Linked DNA regions of Homo sapiens: region 2 is linked to region 1. Evidence: chromatin loops called from intact Hi-C (ENCODE). Cell type or tissue: gastrocnemius medialis. All regions are shown on one strand.

Evidence for each region. A loop is a pair of places that touch in the nucleus more often than their neighbours do. Peaks named below come from ENCODE experiments on the same cell type or tissue, not always from the same donor. Only the 100,000 strongest peaks of a DNase experiment are listed, where the experiment ranks them.
Region 2: it touches region 1 in a loop (10-fold over the local background); 93 of 110 quality-filtered maps call a loop at or near these places.

Annotation. Positions count from the first base shown.
Region 1 is chr9:136,643,662-136,646,161 of GRCh38, forward strand. LOC105376325 (a long non-coding RNA gene) reads right to left here and starts at 815. Exons shown (of 3, transcript XR_930446.4): 1 at 485-815; 2 at 83-360. RefSeq lists a cis regulatory region at 662-2,500, silencers at 729-778, 1,049-1,178, 2,339-2,388 and an enhancer at 2,002-2,500. In gastrocnemius medialis, CTCF peaks have their summits at 1,003, 1,207 (motif pointing right) and 2,424 (motif pointing right); DNase peaks (open chromatin) are centred at 920 and 1,470; H3K4me3 peaks cover 2,178 bases; H3K27ac peaks cover 2,500 bases.
Region 2 is chr9:136,487,604-136,490,103 of GRCh38, forward strand. No RefSeq gene overlaps it. Among named protein-coding and RNA genes, the nearest start is that of C9orf163, 5.4 kb to the left of the region's middle. RefSeq lists a silencer at 1,258-1,307. In gastrocnemius medialis, a CTCF peak has its summit at 1,210 (motif pointing right); a DNase peak (open chromatin) is centred at 1,209.

The sequences.
Region 1 (2,500 bases):
CAGGCTAAGTTAGAGTCTGCAAGGAGGCTGGGAGACGTGGTCTTTAGCTGGACAGCCTTGAGCCCGGTGAAACCCCTTTTACCGTGAAATGGGAGGGCACAGCTTGGGTGACGATCAGAGGTCGCCGCGGCACGGGTGGTCCTCACCCAAGCTCTCCCACGGAGCCGCAAGGCTCGTCCCCGTGTTCTCACACGCATCAGGTCATCACTCCTTTCCATTTCTTTTCTTGAAGGCATCTCCTGGCCTCCTGGAGACTTTGCCCCACCCGTCTCCTCTGGACTGGCCACTCTGGTCACTCTGACAGCCTCCCTTCAGCTGTGACGCTGCCACTTCTTCTTTCAGTCATCACGGGAATGCCCCCTGTGGGTTTTCCACATTTGAATCCCAGAGATTCGGCAGCCGGCCCCTCCCCAGAAGATCGCGGGGACCTACTGCCCCTGCAGAATCCCTTGGCCTGCCCCAAAGCCGGCAAGCAAACCCTCACCCCAAAGCGTCTGGCATTCCCTGGTCACCTCAGGACAGCCCAGCCTGCCATCCTCCCCGATATGCAGGCCGTGCCGCCGTGTGACTCGCAGGATTCAGGAGTCAGGGGGCCAGAGTCGGCAGCCAGGCTTTCCCTGGAGGCTGTGCCCAGAGCTCCTCAGAGTGTGAAATGTGGTGACAGCGGTGCCCGCTGGCTGCTTGCAGGATCCTGGCAGTGACCCGCGGGCAGGGCCCCCCCGGACGGCCCCCTGCGGAGGGCGCAGCCTTGCAGGTGGGGTCGGAGCACAGGGTCCCAGGGTCCCAGGCCCCACTTCCCAACCAAGCCAGGTCCTCTCTCCGCCCCTCTCCTCGAATCTTAAGAGCCTTTGGAGAGAAGCCACGCAGGGCGGGACGCACAGGCTGTCAGGGTGGGAGGGGTGCGTGTCCCACGTGCAGGGAGCCCCGCCCAAGGCTGGCAGCAGCAGGGTAGAGGCCACTGGTCCGGGGCAGCTTCCGCGGGGAAACACCGCCGCGCTGTGAGCATTGGGGGAACTGCAGCCGCCGCCCCATCTGCCGGCTGCGGGTCGTTGGGGGGGCCCCATGCCAACGGCCACGGAGGCCAAGGACCCCCGGAACCCCTCGGCCTTTGTCCCAGGAGAGGCTCCTCACACCCTCGGTGCCAGGGCCCTGGGAGCCCGTGAGACCAGGGTTCTCCCTGCTCAGACTCTTCCTGTGGCCTGGAGGGGACAGTGGGGGTGACAGGCACTGACCACCAGGCAGGCAGCAGCCAGGCAGAGCCTGGGGTGTGAGGACACAGAGGTGACCAGGTGCTGAGCCCCTCCCTGATGAGCTCAGCACGGAGGTGGGAGCCCCTGACCCTTTCCCAGGGCTCTGAGTCAGCCTTGGAGAGTGTGGCGTTGAGCCTGGCCAGAGGTCAGCAGATGGCGGGCGGCTGGCGCTGGGGCCCCGGCTCTGCAGAAGGGTCAGGCCCCAGCACACCCGGGCATTTCCTGTGCAGCCCCAGATGGGTGAGGTCAGCTGAGAAGGGGAGAGGCCACAGGGGACTTCCTCTATCCTCTCAAATTAGCGGAGGCAGGGCCCCGGGCCGGGCCAGGGCCTAGGGCGGACGTGCTCTGGATATGGCAGCCTCTCCTCTCCCACCCCCCAAGGAAGCGCCACTCAGCTACAGCCCCAGCCCCAGTTGATGGGTGGGAAACTGAGGCACAGCCAGATCCACAGATGACAATGGGCCCGGTCGGCGACTGCAGGTGGCCCTGCGCTCTCTGGCCTGCAGGTCACAGGCTCCAGCCACGGCCAACAGAAAAAGACTCTCACGGCCTGGCTCACCCACTGTCAGTCAGGGACGCAAAGGTCCCTCTCACAGCAGGGCCACGACCTGAATCTAGCCACTGGGCTCAGGATGCCTCCCCGGGAGGCAAGCGAGAGCCCTGTCACCACGGAACAGGTTAGAGGGGCACAAGCCTCTGTGGGCCTCTCCCACGCCCCCCACCCCCCACCCCCCGTGCTTCTGCAGAAGTGGGGGCCTGCAGGGGCTCTGGTGCCTTCCCACAGCAGGTGTCATCAGGGCAGGAACACAGTCCCCACCGCCTACCCATGGGTTTCACGTGCTGGGGGCAGTCATCACCCCAACCTCAAGAAGCCAAGAGGACTGGATGTGGCCCCAGCACCCCACCAGCAGCCATGTCCTCCCAGGGAGGGAGCATGACTTACGCCTGGGGCAGAATAGGCTGCAGGGCCTGCTGGGAAGCCGTTCCCGGACCCCAGCTCAGTCCTCCGGCAGATTCACTCAGAGGAAGGTAGCACTGGTGACCTGGCCGGTGCTAGGCCCCCAAGCCCGCCCGCCAGCGTTCTTCAAGTCTGCACGTCCGAGGGCGGGAGGGAGCATGGACCCTGTCAGCCCCACCCTGACTGGGGTGGCCCCATATCCACCAGAGGGCAGCTGGGCCCAGTCCGGGCCATCCCCTTCGGGAGCCAGCACAGCAGGAGGGCCCCTTGTCAGCCAGAGCCTGGGTGGACG
Region 2 (2,500 bases), 160 kb before region 1:
AAAGCACTAGGAATGAAGCAGAAAGCTCAAGGCTGATGTCGATGTCACAGTAACCTGGGACCGCAGGCCCCCAGGGCCACAGGAGGAACTGCTGGCTGTCCTTGAGCTGAGGCAGGGTCTTGGTAAGCTCACGAGTCCTCTATCCCCAAACCATGCACAGATGTCTGCTGAGTCCCTGCTGTACCCCAGGCACTGCTAGGAGCTGGGCTGTGGCCGTGAGACAGACAAGCCCAGACTCTGCCTCCGGGGAACATGGATGCTGGCTGGCCACAGAGGTGCCCATACAGAGGGCACCATGCAGTGTCTGCTGGGGACAGGCAGGAGGAGAAGGAGCATTTCTGGCTGAAGTGAACAGTCCACATGAGGCTTCTGCGGGGTGAGCGGCCAGTGGGCGTAGGCTAGTGTGGACTCTGTAGGCTTGCTAAGAGACCCGCAGGTGGTGTCTGGAAGTATAGGAAGCTTCCAGAGGCTTTTCAGCCAGGAGCGATGCAACCAGTTTGGGCCCCAAAGGCTCTCCAGGTTAGGGTTCGAGCTAGGGGCTAGGGAGAGCCAGGGCCCAGGAGGCAGCCTTGGGTGGCCTAGGAGAAAGAGGCGCTGAACCCAGGAGAGTCCCCAAGAACCCGGGAGAGTCCCCGAGGGCACAACCCCAGCACAGCACGGGGTTCACACACAGCAGGCAGGAGACAGTCCTGAGCATTGAGTGATGATTTAAGTGGTGGACATGGACTTGGTGGCCTGGGGACTGTAGATAGGGAAGAGAAAAGGGCCCGGGTGGAGCTGGGAAGAGCTCCAGTATTCGATGCCAGGCCAGTCGTGGCATTAACTCCTGGCAAAGTATCCGATGCCAGGCTGGCCATGGTATTGACTCCTGGCAAAGTGGCCCAACAACCCCCTTCTCCCCTCTGAGCAGCCGTCTCCCTGTCTGAAAAGTCACCAGGCTGGATGGCATCAACTCTACAGGCCTTCCTGCTCCTCTGAGGGCAGGTGACTCCTCGTGGTTTGACACGGACCGGGAATCACATAGCCCTGGCTCAGTGAATGGGCGAACTTGGCTAAGTCGCCTAACCTCTTTGAGCCCCAGCTTCCTCATGTGTAAAACAGGATAATAGCAGTGTCGCGGGGGATGGCCCTGGGCGTGGGGTGAGGGCCATTTCTGCCCTGTGGTCACTCGGGAGGACCTGTGGGGCGCTGGCAGAGCAGTGCCACCAGGGGGAGGCAGAGAGCCGCCTCTGAGTCGGCCAAAGTAACAGGTGCACGCTTGCCAGGTGAGGTTGCTCCCATCTGTCGTCTCAGCATTTTGGGAGGCCAAAGTGGGAGGATCACTTGAACCTAGGGGTTTGAGACCAGCCTGGGCAACATAGCAAGATTCCATCTCCACAAAAAGAAAAAAAAGTAAAGTTATACACTTTTCTTTTTTTTTTTTGAGACCGAGTCTCACTGTATCCCCCAGGCTGGAGTGCAGTGGTGCAATCTCAGCTCACTGCAACCTCCTCCTTCCGAATTCAAGCAATTCTCCTGCCTCAGCCCCCCCAAGTAGCTGAGATTCTAGGTGCCCACCATGGTGCCCAGCTAATTTTTGTATTTTTAGTGGAGAGGGGGGTTTCACCAGTTGACCAGGCTGGTGTGGAACTCCTGACCACAGGTGATCCTCTCGCCTCGGCCTCCCGAAGTGCTGGGATGACAGGTGTGAGCCACCACGCCTGGCCGTAGTTATAACTTTTCTAAGGTTCATTTTATTAAATGGAAAAATGCCAAACAGAACGACAAAGGCTGTGGTAGAATGTGCACGTTTGTGTGGACCCAGGGCACATTTTCACCAGAAAATCCCGTGCGATAGAGTGGAAGATATACCAAAAGCCACAGCAAATATCACGCGTGACTCCGCAGAAAATTATAGATTCCTAACAAACACTGAGAGTGTGTCCTGTGCTGTAAGGTCCAGGGATGGGCCACAAGTTCAAGGTTGTGTGAAGAACAACGGAAACCCACCTCTGAGGCCCTGGGCACCTGGCACCTGTCGTGTTGGGCATGAATAAAGCTTCGCAGCTCAGTCCTGCAATCTCCATGAGCCTAGACTTGTCCATCTTAAAATGTAGACGGTTAGGACACCTGCTGAAGGGGCCGCCAGGCTTAACTGTGCCAACACGGCATGCAGGTGGAGAACAAAGAATGCGATTGAAAACCTCCTAACGATAACAAGAGCTGTTCCCTTTCTGAGCCCTCACCCCATGCCCAGCGTGCACCAGCAGCTCACCATCGCAGGCCCAGGGCCAGCACCCAGGTCCCCACTTGACCCACGAGGACACTGAGGTACAGCAACAGCCAGGACAGCAGCCGCCAGGTGGAAAGCAAAGACACAAAGCAGCCAGATCGGGAGTCACGTCGGGGCAGGCGACTGAGGCGCCACCCAGCCACCTTCAAGATGCAGATTGAAGAACAGCCTTTCCCAAAGCTCGCTCACTCACTGACCCTGCGTCTTCGTCTGCAAAGCCTGAGTAAC